Linked DNA regions of Homo sapiens: region 2 is linked to region 1. A link is a loop called in an ENCODE intact Hi-C map of the cell type or tissue named here. Cell type or tissue: IMR-90. All regions are shown on one strand. Links, peaks and the distances in the headings refer to the core of each region. The heading gives the core; the rest is flanking DNA.

Region 1 (7,168 bases), core at 1,069-5,068:
CTTGGGAGTCTGGAGACAATATCACTGTTTATTTGGGTGACACATCTGCCTGCCTGAGGGCTCTGACAAGAGGCTTAGTGGTTGAAGGTCCCCCAGATTATACTTTTCCCCTTGCTGGCTCTGCAGAGGCCCCAGACTCCGAGTGCAGGCCTGTGGAGCTGTGGCTCTGTTACATTTCTCTTGGCCTCAGTGTCCTGGGAGCAGCTGCCTCGTGGCTGAAACCTCCTTTTCAGAGATCCCAGGGCGGTGGCAGCCTCACTTCTTGAAGTTCTCTCTCTGGAGCGACAAGGAGTACCTCTGAAGCCGGGCCCAGTGCTCCTCCTCCTTCTCTGGGTTCTTCTCCAGCTTCCGATAGCTGAGGGCCACACAACTGTGATGAGAGGAATCTCCTCTCACTTCCCCAGCTCCCGAGCCCCCAGGGCAGACCTCGACTACCCTGTGCTCCTATGAGAAACTCTAAGAGGACACACCTGCATCGCCTCTGTGTCCTCAGGGCTCAGCCTGGTACACAGCAGGTGCTCAGAAGGCCTTTCCTGGAGGAATGATGGGTCTAGCATTCTTACCTGTGAGGTGCATGTGGGTAGACAGGATGGCGAGCTGAGGAACTAAAAGGCTATTTGCAAACAAGCTGTGGTATTACACACAACGGAACATTCAGACTGAAAAGGAAGATGTTCTGACACATGCTCCACCATGGATGACTATTGAGGACATTACGCTGACTGAAATATGCCAGTCACAAAAAGACACACTGTATGATTCCAACTTTTATAAAGACAGTTTGAGTTGGGTCTTTTAAAAAGTAAGAGTTGTTGGCCAGGCGCGGTGGCTCACGCCTGTAATCCCAGCACTTTGGGAGGCCAAGGCAGGCGGATCACCTGAGGTTGGGAGTTTGAGACTAGCCTGGCCAACCTGGAGAAACCCCGTCTCTACTAAAAATACAAAACTTGCCAGGCGTGGTGGCACGTGCCTGTAATGCCAGCTACTCAGGAGGCTGAGGCAGGAGAATCGCTTGAATCTGGGAGATGGAGGTTGCAGTGAGCCAAGATAGCACCATTGCACTCCAGCCTGGGCAACAAGAGCAAAATTCCATCTCAAAAGAAAAAAAAAGTAAGAGTTGTTTAAAAAAAAATAATAAGTGCATGTTCACTACAGAAAAATCAGAGAAGCCCAAGATTCACCCCTCAGAGTGCACACAGAGACGGGCACGCTTAGCAGGGTGGAGGGGGGGCTGTCAGTGGGGTTGTGGTAGGGAAGGAGGTGCAAGTGAATGATGTTAAAATGCTTAGGCAAACAGGAAGAGGAGTACTCTGGGGGAGAAAGACAATGACCATAGCTTTGATTTGTTTTGAGGCTCTCCATCTATGTGGAGATAAGATTTTAATTAATTTAATTAATTAATTTTTTATTTATAGATGTAGATGTAGAGATGGGGTCTCACTATGTTGCTCAGGCTAATCTTGAACTCCTGGCGTCAAGTGATCCTCCATCTCTGTCTCCCAAACTGCTGGGATTACAGGCGTGAGCCACAGCACCTGGCTGGTAATGTCCAACTTTTCACAAAAATGGTGAATGCTATCTTAAAAATGTATTGGAGGCCGGGTGTGATGGCTCATGCCTGTAATCCCAGCACTTTGGGAGGCCAAGGCGGGTGGATCACAAGGTCAAGAGATCGATACCATCCTGGCCAACATGGTGAAACCCCGTCTCTACTAAAAAATACAAAAATTAGCTGGGCATGGTGGCATGTGCCTGTAGTCCCAGCTACTTGGGAGGCTGAGGCAGGAGAATCACTTGAACCTGGGAGGCAGAGGTTGCAGTGAGCTGAGATTGTGCCACTGCACTCCAGCCTGGCGACAGAGCGAGACTCCATCTCAAAAAAAAAAAGTATTGGAGATAGGTTTTATATTTAGATTTATATAACCGGTTATATGAATATATTTAAACACTGGAGAAATTCCTTCACTGTCTCAGAACCAAGCAAGATGCACCATATTTTGTGTTGATTTGCCTCTTAAAGGAAAGGGCTGAAGGTAAAGTAGCAATGTGTACTTTATATTTTTGACCTTAACTCTGCCAATCTAAGTAGAATTCCCTGTATCTGTAATGGTTTCTTTTAGGCTGAGAATGGTGGCTCACACTGATAGTCCCAGAAATTTGTAAGGCCCAGGTGGGAGGGTCACTTGAGCCTAAGAGTTCAAGACCAGCCTGGGCAACATAGGGAGACCCTGCTTCCACAGATAATAAAAAAATTAGCTGGGTGTGGTGGCGCATGCCTGTGGCCCCAGTTGCTCGGAAGGCTGAGGCAGGATTGCCTGAGCCCGGGAAGTCAAGGCTGCAGTGAGCTGTGATTGCACCACTGCACTCCAGCCTGGATGACCCTGTCTCAAAAAATAGACAAAATAAAAATAAAATAAAATCCCTTTTACTTATTGAAAGAGATTCTGGTGTGATTTATGTGTAATAGCAAATAAAGAATATTTAACACTTATTTATTTATTTTTTTTGAGACAGATTCTTGCTCTGTCGCCCAGGCTGGAGTGCAATGGCATGATCTCAGCTTACTGTAACCTCCACCTCCTGAGTTCAAGCAATTCTCCTACCTCAGCCTCCTGAGTAGCTGGGATTATAGGCACCTGCCACCGTGCCCGGTTAATTTTTGTACTTTTAGTAGAGACGGGGTTTCACCATTTTGGCCAGCCTGGTCTCGAACGCCTGGCCTTAGGTGATCCACCCGCCTTGGCCTCCCAAAGTGCTGGGATTACAGGTGTGAGCCACCGCGCCCGGCCAATTTAACACTTTTTAAAAAAGTAATCTATACATTTGCAGCTTTTAAATAAAATCAGGCCAGGCGTGGTGGCTCATGTCTGTAATCCCACCACTTTGGCAGGCCGAGGCAGGCAGATAATCTGAGGTCAGTAGTTCGAGACCAGCCTGGCCAACATGGAGAAACCCCATCTCTACTAAAAATACAAAAATTAGCCGGGCGTGGTGGCGCATGCCTGTAATCCCAGCTACTGGGGAGGCTGAGGCAGGAGAATCGCTTGAACCCGGGAGGCAGAGGTTGCAGTGAGCCGAGATCGCGCCAGTGCACTTCAGCCTGGGTGATAAGAGTGAAACTCTGTTTCAAAAACAAAAACAAAAACAAAAAACAAAAACCCTCCCTGTGAAGAATAGTTGAACATTCTTGGTAGACCTTTAGAGAGGGCCAATGTCAACCATCGCCTTCTTCATTGCCTCTCTCTCCCCAGAGACTCATGAGACCATATTCGTCTCCTGACGAATAGGCACATTTCCCTCCGGGAGGTACCGAGAGCCTCCCAGCGACCCACTACAATGCAGGAAGGACTTGAACGCCCCTGTTAAGTGCAGGTATGAGCTAGGAAGCGGAGAGGAGCTATGGTGCCACCTAGTGGTAATGTTTAGAATTTTCCCAGGCATGAACTTGGATTAGCAGGGAGCCATCATCATGGTCATAACTACCATTTACTGAGCAACCACTCTGTGCCTGGTACTTTCCATGTATCATCCCACTTAATACCTTAAGCCAAAAAAAATCAGGCATCATTAAAATGGTCAGAACACAGCCTGGCATCTCACAGGTGCACAATATGTGTTTTTTGACTGAATGAGGAGGCTGAGTAACTCGCCCAAGGTCTCATTGTAAGTGGTAGTGTCAGAATCAAACTCAGGTCTGTTTGGCTCCAGACCTGCATATCTTAACCAGTCTACTTCAATCTTCCCTGAGTAAACAGTCTACACAGAGAAAGGGGGAAATAGTCGTGAAGTGACTCTTCCCTGAGTAAAGAGTCTACACAGAGAAAGGGGGAGACAGTCGTGAAGAGACATTATGGTGATTGGAGAGATCACAGAATCTCAGAGGTCACGTTACATACATAGGAACATCTAGGCACTGGAAGGAAAGGAACCTGCCAGAGCCACCTAGTTCTGTAGTGGCAGGCCCGGGACGAGGATCCAGGACTCCACTGATGACCCCAGTCCACCCGAAATGTGTGGTCAGATCCCAAAAGGAATCATCAACAAGGATTTGCAAATCCCCAGAAATTTATTGTGAGATGGATTAGAAGAGACACCTATTTCTCCAGAATGGCCTGAGTACTGTTCCTTATGCTTTGATAGCAGAAAGGAGGGCAAGAAAACAGTGCTTGCAGGATTAGGGAGAGTGGAAAGAGGAAGGGGAAGAGGAGAAACACACACATAACGGTTTATCTGAATGATGGGTAAAAGAAAGGGGTCTTAGATCATGGGTTGGCAAACATTTTCTGTAAAGGCCCAGAATGTAAATAATTTAGACTTTATAGGTCATGCTGTCTCCTTCGCAGCCTTCAATCCTGCCATAGCATACAGTAGCCATAGATAATACATAAACAAATGGGCACGGCTGTGTTCAAATAAAACCTTATTTACAAAACCAGGCAGTGGACTGGATATGGCCCACAGGTCATAGTTTGCCAACCCCATCTTAAGGATTGTGTCTAATAATCCAAACATACTTTTTTTTTTTTTTTTTGAGGCAGGGTCTGACTCTGTCACCCAGGCTGGAGTGCAATGGCACGATCTTGGCTCACTGCATCCTCTGCCTCCCAGGTTCAAGCAATTCTCCCCCACCTCAGCCTCCAGAGTAGCTGGGACAAAAGGCATGTGCTACCACACCCAGCTAATTTTGTGTTTTTTGTAGAGATGGGGTTTCGCCATGTTGGCCAGGCTGGTCTCAAACTCCTGAGCTCAAGCAATCTGCCCACCTCGGCCTCCCAAAGTGCTGGGATTACAGGCATGAGCCACCGGGCCTGGCCTAAACATACTTTTAAGAGGGAATTGAGAAAGTTAAAAAGATGATCTTGACAGGAAGAAAACACCAACTGGAAGCCCTTCTTTTCTCCCAGCCTGAATTAATGACTCTTTTTCTACCAATCCACATGTGAGGTGGAGTGCAGCTCATGGGCTATCATGGGGTAGAACCCTTCACTTAGGGGAAATTTCTTTTTTTTTTTTTTTTTTTGGGACAGAGTCTTGCTCTGTCACCTAGGCTGGAGTGCAGTGGTGCGATCTTGGCTCACTGCAACCTCTGCCTCCCAGGTTTAAGCAATTCTCCTGCCTCAGCCTCCCGAGTAGCTGGGATTACAGGCATGTACCACCACACCCAGCTAATTTCTGTATTTTTAATAGAGACGGGGTTTCACCATGTTGACCAGGCTGGTCTTGAACTCCTCACCTCAGGTGATCCGCCTGCCTCGGACTCCCAAAGTGCTGGGATTACAGGCGTGAGCCACCACGCCCAGCCAGGGGAAATTTCAATGCTGAAAGGATTTACCATGAAAGAAACTCCACTATCCCTCAATCCAGAGACAACCTCAGATGTGGGAGGGGGTGAAGACACAGAGCTCTTTACCTCTTCTGGAGGAAACGCTCACATCTCTTCTCCAGTGGCAGTGCTTGGGGGAAGGCCATGTTATCCAAGTCCCTTTGAGGAATGGTACAATTTTTTGAGATATTTTCCAGGAGTGGGCAGGCCTCAAAATTAAAATAGAAAACAGAATATTGGATTCCAGCATCGTCGGTGGACGCAGTTTCATGTGAATAGTCTCCTGTGACGAGACAAGAACACCATGTTCTGTGTAACAATCGCTTTCTCAGTGGGCTCTGTGGTCCAGGTGAGCAGGTGGGGGCTGCTCTCTGCTTATAAAGGCTGGGTCATCTGGGTTGAGCTGTGACTTCAGAGAGAAGACCCTGCTGGCATTTTATCTAAGTGCCCTGTGAGGACTGAGCTGCGGTACCCTTTGGCCTATGGTAGAGGGGGACACAGAGTGGGGAGGAGATCGGAGGGGCTCTCTCTGTTTGTGAGAGAACTAAGTCAGGGAAATGGTCAGTGGGCATCAGCCCTGGTCCCTTTCTGTACCTCGGAGCAGGAAACATGGATGGTCTGGAGACACAGCAAACACTGGCTTCCAGGGGACCTCCAGAGGAAAGGCTCCCGGAGGGGCAAAGGCACAGATGATTTCACGCTTGGCCACATCCATAAGGCACACAGAGCCATTCTTGGAAAAGATGAGCACCTGGGAAGCAAAGAGATGGTGAGGGGGGCTTCTACTGGACTCTGTCCCTCACAGGAAGGTCGTGTAGAGGTCACCCCAGTAAGGAATGAGAGAAGCAGCTGGACATAAAACCTCTTGGGCCCCAGCCTCTGGATCCATCCAGGGCTGCTGGAGACCTGCACACACATGTGTGCTTGGGGTCCCCCTCAGCCAACAGACCCTCCTCCACATGCTGTCTGCTCCAGGGCTATGCATTCCTCCCCTTTTTCCCAGCCTCTCTTCCAAGTTCTCTGCTTCTCTGCTGAAGAGCTCACCCTCCATGTAGCCAAGATTCCATTTCTCACCTGTGCTCCCAATGCCTTTCCTTCCCACTGCCTCAGGGACCTTGCTCAATCTAACAGCCCCTCCTGGCCTGAGATCTGAGCTGGGGATGCTCTCTTGCCTGGGCTCTTTCCTCTGCAGTGAACATACTAAACTCTCCCCATCCTTAGAAAGTCCCCTTTGGCCGGGCGCGATGGCTCATGCCTGTAATCCCAGCACTTTGGGAGGCCAAGGTGGGCGGATCACGAGGTCAGGAGATCGAGACCATCCTGGCTAACACGGTGAAACCTCGTCTCTACTAAAAATACAAAAAATTAGCCTGGCGTGCTAGCGGGCACCTGTAGTCCCAGCTACTCGGGAGGCTGAGGCAGGAGAATGGTGTGAACCCGGGAGGCAGAGCTTGCAGTGAGCCAAGATTGCACCACTGCACTCCAGCCTGGGCGGCAGAGCGAGACTCCGTTTCAAAAAAAAAAAAAAAAGCCCCCTTTGACCCAACAGCCTCCTCCAGCTGCCACACCACTTTCCCCTCCCCACACAAGAGGGTCTCTCCACACCCTGTCCACTCCCCCACCTCCTGCGTCTGTCTCCCAGCTTCAGCCACTCGTCTCCACCATGTTCTTGGTTTTTCTGCAGCACAGGACACTGCTCTCACTTTCTTTAGACTCTCCTCTCTGCTTGCAGGACTGTCCCCATGCAGTTTTCCCTGGGGCCCCTCACGGTCACTTTGTGAACTGATTTTCCAGGTCCTGTAAGTGATGGTAGTGCCCATGGGAACCTCTTCTCTATTCACTCCC
Region 2 (7,168 bases), core at 1,140-5,139, 89 kb before region 1:
GTAGCTGGAACCACAGGCACGCAACCACCACTCCTGGCTAGTTTTATTTTTTTAGTAGAATAAGGTCTCACTATGTTGCACAGGCTGGTCTCTAACTCCTTACCTCAAGCCATCCTCCCGCCTTGGCCTCCCAAACATGTTGGGATTACAGGTGTGAGCCACTGGACCTGGCCAAATACTGGGTTTTCAGTGCTCACTGCCACTAATAAAAATCTGAAATTCTTTCATTATGCAATTTCTAAGTGCCTGGTGAGGGCCAAGCTCAGTTCTAGGCTCTGAAGATTAAGAGAGAAACAAGGCTCTGTCTGCTCCTGTTGTCTCTGTGAGCATCTTTGACAGAGTGCTCAGATTGTTGGGATATAGTGCATCGGACTGGCAGCCTGAATTTGTGGAGACCGCAGTCAGTAACTTTGTGATATATGGAATATTTAGAGGACAGTAACCCATTTCCCTACGCCCTACCTGATCACATCGTGCCCTGCTGGGCCATACCCCAAACAGCCCACCTTCCTCTAGGCCTGGCCATGGCCCTGTGCCTGCCACATTGAGGATTAAGTCAGGATATCTTGAGCCCTCTCAAATCCCTGTTTATTCAGGCCTCTGCCACATATAGAGCCAGCCTTCTGTCCCCACCACTTCCACTACCATGGAGCCCACTTAGTAAAACGCTCTCTGGGCCCAGCTTCGCCAGAAAAGACACCAGGGGAGCAAGGCTCAAACCAGGGGCAGCTAAATCTGATCTTGTGGACCAGTCTCTAGTAAGGGCTTTCAGCGTGGCTGTCTGTCCATTGCTTTCCAAATAGGATGCAGCAATGATTGGTACATGGGTATTAAGATCGGTAGTAGGGGCTAGTCCAAGTTTAGCAATAGCCAAACTGGAGAGCCTCTGAAGTATGAGAGTCCCAGAGGGATTTGTCAGCTCCTGGCAGACATCCTGATTTTCACCTTCCTGAGTCTACCCTACCCCAGAGGGTGCCAGTCTCACTGTGGTGATGGTTAGCCCAGTGTGTGCTGCACTCACACACCAGCACGGGGTCCGTGCTTGCAGGCTGGTGGATGCTGTCCTCTGGGTTAAGACTGTCTCCCTTCTCGGGAGCACTGGAGGGTTCTCCATCTGCGTGTTTCAGTGGAAGTTGGCAGATACGAAAACAGGCCCCTATAGGGAAGCAGTTCCATGAAAATGATTAATTCTTTCCAAAAGACTTAAAATTTTTTCCTATTTCAATTTTCCTTTCAAAAAAGGAAATACATTCATGTAGTTCAAAACTTAAGAAAACAAAAGTCTGTTCAGCAAAAGACTCCCACTCCGGTTCCCCAAACGCTGAGCCCCACCCCCCATCCCTGGTAGCAAGAAGTGTTTCCAATTTTAAGGTTAAGAAACAAAGTCCCTGGATTTGTGTTAGGGATGTCTTCCTGAGAGTGGGTTGTGTTCCGTTTGACCCTGGCGGTTGACCTCGGCCCACTAGGATCATGCCGCCCTCTCCAGGGAGGAGGGCCTCCCCATCACCCTGTACAGTGGCACCCCAGCCCTGGCACTGCCCGCCCTTGCTCAGCGTACCTTTCCCATGGCACTCTGACGTACTGGATGTTTGGTTTCTGAAGTTACTGGCTGTTTACCCTGCCGGGATGTAAGCCCCTCCAGGGCAGGGGCTTGTCTCGTGTTCAGTGCTGCATCCCAGCTGCTGGGCACGGTACCTGGTCCATGGCGTTCAATAAATAACTGTTGGATGAGTGAACGGTTGAGGCAAATGGCAGTTCATTCTAACAGTCTCAGCATGTGCTCTCCAGGTCCCTGTGCTCAGCACTTGGGAAGGAGAACCAGAATAGTGGTATTGGAAGCAGGAAGTGGGAAGGACCCGATGATGGCTCGTGGAGGCTGAGGGAGAGGAGAATGGCAGAGCTGGTGTTGGCAGGTGGAGCCCGTGTAACGAGGAGGCGCAAGGATGGGGCTCTCGAGAGAGGGAGGGGGTTTGGGAGGGTGGCAATCAGGAGTTTGGATGTGGAACGCATTCGGTTGGGGTTGTCCAAGCATCTCTGGGGGCAGATGTCCACCAGCCAGCTGGGAAACTGAGTGGGCAGGAGAGGAAATGAGTCTCCACCCAGAGATGATGATTGGAGGTGTGGGGGTGAGCGCTGTGGCCGAGGGACAAGAGGGTTGAGGACTGAGCCTGTGGGCAGGGGAGAGAGGAGCATCTGGACAGCGGGCGACTTCAAGTCAAGGAAGCACTTTCAGTGGGGAGGGGGACCAGGAAGAGACGGCCTCTCTCAGGCTTCCATTGGCCCCAGCCCAGCCCCCCGAGTGAGAACTGTGAAGAGATGGCTCTAGCCTCATGGTGGGGCAGGTCCAAACTTAGTGTGGGTCACAGTCCAGCTCTGCAATGTGCAGTCTGAACCTTCGGAAGATTCAGTTTGCTCATCTGAAAAAGAGGGTAATGATTCCTGCCTTGTAGGTTACTGTGTGGATTCAGTGAATCACTGATGCGGACGATGAAGGACTCACTCAGTCAACATTGGCTACTCTTATCACTGAGACTTGCAGAGGGAATGGGAGTTGAGGAGGTGGATGGAATAAGTTCGATGATGCTGGGAAGGAGAAAGAGCTCAGGTCCTGGCAGAAGGGGAAGAGGAAATGAGGGCAGCAGAAACCAAAGTGGGCCTTAAAGGAGGGCACTGCACGGGGATGGTGATGCACACTGGCCCTGGCCTGGCCTGTCAGTGGGGTCCCACACCCGTATCCAGAGGCACAGCTAGATAAAATGGTTGAGGAGGTGGTGGGGTCTGCAGAAAGTGAATCTTAAGATGGGGAGCGTCTGAAGACATAGAAGAGCAACTAGCAACTGGCAGGACCCACGGTATGGGGGTCAGAGGGGAGAGGAGCCTGGAACTTCCTTTCCCTGGAGTCAGGAGGGACATCTGGCAGTCCCAGCAAGCACGGCGGGAGCTCGAATCTGGGGACCAGTGAGAGGGCCTCTGACCTCGCAGGCCTGGATGAGAGTTGGGGCCCCTGCAGGGACTCCACGCTTCCCATGAGAAGTGGGATCTTTGAGCCTTCTCAAGAGCAAACCTTACATTTTAGTACAGCTCTGACAGCCTGGCCTCCCGGGAGCACTTGGAAACAGGGGTGTCCCCTCCCCCAGCCTCCAAGGACCAGGCTGCAATTTCAGGAGAGACAAGCTGGAGGTTGCCTTCTGCATTGCTGAGAATGAACGCCCTTTGCACACTGTGAAAGAAAGGCTAAGCTAAAATTGATAGACAGGAGTTCCAGGTAGTTTTCACAAATGAGTCCCCTGGTTCCGCAGAATGAGGTGATGCTCAAAATATTTACCAACCAGCATGGCTCAGGCATTGACCAATCAGGATGGAGGTAGCTGATTTAGGGGTTGGGGGTTACTGGTGTCACATGTGGGCTCTGCCGCCAGGATCCCTTCCTCTTCCTTCCGCCGGGATCCCTTCCTCTTCCTTCCAAGGCAACATTCCTTCCGAGGCAACAGCCACATCTCAGGGCTGCTGCAGTCTGCTCCTTTGCTTGCCTGGGAGAGTCAGAGATGAGGCCTGTGGGTTGTGTGTGTGGCTGCATGGGTCAGCGTGCCTCCTCCCACTTGGGCACTGTGGTGGGAGGGACAAGTCATCTCATACTTCATCTCTCTGGACACTCCCAGGCTAGCACTGAAACTGGAGGCCAAAGGACAGCCCCAAACCCAGGGCACTTTGTGCTGCCAAAGATCACCACCTTTGCCCTAGGCAACCTGGAACTGAAGGTTTTCTCCGGCCTCTTGGTCCGGGGCACTTGACATGAATGCCCTTTCCCTGACCCCTGTCCAGCCCTGAGTGGCTCCCCAGCTGGGTGTGGGCTGGCTAGAGGGAGCTGCGGACCGAAGCCAGCAGCACCGAGGCAAGCCAGGATTTAAACTGTCAACTGCCGAGCCAGCTCTACTGGAACTTCCTTTGTGTGGCTGGACCTGCTCCCACAACACCCGTCAGTTCACGTAGAGGGAGCTCCCGCAGGACTCAGCTCCTTCGGGGTGTTTTTTGCTGAGATTCCCCTTCTGAGTTCCCGGCCTCTAGCTGCCTCTTCTCCACCATTTGGGCCCTGCCTCAGCCCTAGAAACTGTCAAGCAGCCCAGTAGCTGTTTAAAGTACATAATGATATTACAGGGTTGGAAGGAAATCCTTGGGTCCAGACCCTGTGTCAACCAGGTGAGGGTTACGGTGACACTACCTGGCCTTGCAGCCTGAGCCTGGTACAGGTTGACACCCTGAAGCAAGTCCTCCTTGTCAGGTCCCGCCCAAGCCTTCTTGTCAGCCCAACTGGCTCAGCCCCAGCCCAGCTCTGCCCAACTGCCCTGGGCTCCCCTGCCCTGGAGAGGCCAAAGGCCACCCTTTCTCTGGGTGTCACAGCTCCCCTTTGCTCTGGGCCCACAGTCCCCGGCATCCCCAGCCCCTGTCTTCTCATCCCTGACACGAGTTTCCCTCCCTGAGAACTCACTGCCCCCCAGCACCAGATCCTGCACGATAGTCAGTGGTCCTGGAGCCCACATGTCACCACTGCATCCTCCACCCCAGTGTCCCTGCCCGGACACCACCACAACCCCTCAGGCCCCTCAGCAGTGTCTCTGCCTCCCCCTCTGTCTCCTTGTGGCTCATGTCATCGCTCCACCGCAGAGTGAACCACCTCATGCATTCATCAGACCCCCACTGCCCTGCAGCCTTTAAAGCCTCCCAAAAGCTTCCCACCAGCCTCAAAGAAACCCAAGGCCCTGCTTAGCTGCCCCCACCCACCCCACATCCTCATCTTGCACCCCTGCCTGGCTCCCTCCTTCCAGCCACACTGGCCTTTATGCTTCTCAAACCTGCCGGGCTCATTCCCACGCAGGGCCTTTGTCTTGCCATCCCCTCTGCCTCTGTCTTCAGGTCCCCCTTGCTCCTCACTTCTCTCAGCCTTCACCTGCAGAGGACTTCCCGGTCCCACCTGGCTGAAGCAGCCACTTCTCCCCTCACTCCCCATCCCTCACCCCACTTTGTCCTCTGTGGCGCTTGTCACCCGATATGACAGTGTGTGCCATGTCGACTCTCTTTTTCACTGTTGTTTTGCTGCTGCCTTGCTGGTGCCTGGGACAGTGCCTGACCCATATTCAGCTGTCAGTAAGTACGAGATTGCTCAACAAATCAATGAATGCATTCAACTCCTTCCATTTCCCTCTCAACATGCGTGAAGCTCCACGCTCTACTCAGCCTTGAGGGCAGGAGGCACTGTGTGGTGGGGGCACAGGCCCAGCTTCCTGTCTCACTGTGTGACCCTGAGCCAGTCCCTTATCTGCCCACTTCCAGGTGGTCAGAATGGTGTGTGAGAGGGCATTTTACTATGATACATAGTCCTAAAGCCCTGAAGGAGACGTGAACTTGGTTTGATCCTGCCTCTGCCACTTCCAACTGTGTGACCTTGGGCAACACACCTAACCTCTCTCTGTTGTGTTTCCTCAGCTGGGAAATGGGAACACAGCGGCTCCCTTGCACCAGTCAGGATTCCCAGTGCAAAGAGAACCAACCCAGAAAGGCACTCGCTGAAGGGCTGTGGGGAAGCTCTCACAGGCTCAAAGGGAAGGCGGAAAGCCTAGACTGAAACTAGCCAGGCTGCAGACAAAACCAAAAGTCCACCTGGCATGGTGGCTCACACCTGTAATCCCAGCACTTTGGGAGGCCAAGGTGGGCAGATCACGAGGTCAGGAGTTCAAGACCAGCCTAACCAACATGGTGAAACCCCGTCTCTACTAAAAATACAAAAAAAAAAAAAAAATTAGCCGGGCGTGGTGGCACATGCCTGTAATCCCAGCTACTTGGGAGGCTGAGGCAGGAGAATCGCTTGAACCTGGGAGGTGGAGGTTGCGGTGAGCTGAGATCGTGCCACTGCACTCCAGCCTGGGCAACAGAGCAAGACTCTGTCTCAAAAAAAAAAAATTCTACAAAATGCAAACCAATCTATAGTGACAGAAAGCAGATGAGTGGCTGCCTGGGAATGGAGTTGGGGAGACGGGTGGGAGGGAGGGACGACCAAGAGACTCAAGGAAACTTTTTTGAGGTGACCTGTCAGTGAATTATCCCTATCATACAGATGAGACAAATGAGGCTCTTTGGGATTAACTTACTTGCTGATGGTCACACAGCTGTGAAAGGTCAGGTCCAGAATGGGAGCCAGGTGTGCCTGAATCCAAACGCTGTGTGCTTTTTTTTTTTTTTTGAGACAGAGTCTCGCTCTGTCACCCAGGCTGGGGTGCAGTGGCATGATCTTGGCTCACTGCAACCTCTGCCTCCTGGGTTCAAGCAATTCTCCTGCCTCAGCTTCCTGAGTAGCTGGGACTATAGGCGCACGCCACCACACCTGGCTAGAAACCCTGTGCTTTTTAACCTTGGGTGGAAGGTGACTAGCAGACAAGGGGCCAGGAGTGAGGGTCCTTAGGATTGAACACGGGCTACACAAAGAAACCCAGAGATGGCCCCTGCTTAAACATGGTGTTCCAAAGAGTGACACGTGGGATGAAAACAAGGTGGGCTGAAGCCAGGCCCCACAGAGTTTTCAGAGCAGGTCCTGGTGCCCTGGGCGAGACGGCACAGAACAGCACCGCAGGGGGCTGGGGCCAACTTGGACTTGCTTGGGAGAGCCAGCTGTCCACATTTCAGTAATGTCATGGGTCAGTTGTCAAGCATAGCCATCATTAAAAATTAAATTGCATATGCTCACAAAGTATGTCAAAAGAGCAAAGGTAATATGCAACACTTACCACTTCCTGATTATGTTAACATGTTTGACTATCATTTCTGCTTTTGGGGTTATCCACGCCTCTTGTATCTGTGCGGTGGAGACATCATACCCTGGTGTGCCACTGGGCATCTGTTCCCAACTCCACATCCACAGCAGCTTGAAATTGGACAGGGCAGGGTTATTTATTTACACCATGGAAACTGGTAAATGCTAAAGTCAGGGCCAACGCCCTGCACCCTGCGCCCACTCTCTGCCGGTTGCTAAACACTTTTGTCATTACATCATTGAGCCCTAGGGTCTTGGGCCACCCCCATGGGGAGCAGGAGGCCTGGGACTGTGGCTGAAGGAGGACGCATGGAGTCAGAGGCTACGAGGCCCGGAACTGCCTGGAATGATGGTATAAGATGGCCA

What was found. Hi-C counts contacts between places; a loop is a spot of excess contacts. Peaks named below come from ENCODE experiments on the same cell type or tissue, not always from the same donor. Only the 100,000 strongest peaks of a DNase experiment are listed, where the experiment ranks them.
Region 2: a loop joins it to region 1, with 10 times the contacts of the local background. A loop is called at or near these places in 5 of 110 quality-filtered maps.

Annotation. Positions count from the first base shown.
Region 1 is chr15:89,736,479-89,743,646 of GRCh38, reverse strand. WDR93 (WD repeat domain 93) reads right to left here. Exons shown (of 17, transcript NM_020212.2): 15 at 5,918-6,074; 16 at 5,411-5,606; 17 at 9-355. The coding sequence ends at 256. It also overlaps a transcript of MESP1 not described here. Among named protein-coding and RNA genes, the nearest start is that of MESP1, 11 kb to the left of the region's middle. In IMR-90, for the core only: a CTCF peak has its summit at 3,418 (motif pointing left); a DNase peak (open chromatin) is centred at 3,396.
Region 2 is chr15:89,825,167-89,832,334 of GRCh38, reverse strand. ARPIN-AP3S2 (ARPIN-AP3S2 readthrough) reads left to right here. Exons shown (of 10, transcript NM_001199058.2): 10 at 1-1,736. AP3S2 (adaptor related protein complex 3 subunit sigma 2) reads left to right here. Exons shown (of 6, transcript NM_005829.5): 6 at 1-1,736. LOC124903551 (a long non-coding RNA gene) reads left to right here and starts at 6,881. Exons shown (of 2, transcript XR_007064753.1): 1 at 6,881-7,168. RefSeq lists enhancers at 4,093-4,984, 6,868-6,917, 6,967-7,168. In IMR-90, for the core only: no CTCF peak of the experiment used is centred there; a DNase peak (open chromatin) is centred at 3,584; H3K27ac peaks cover 239 bases.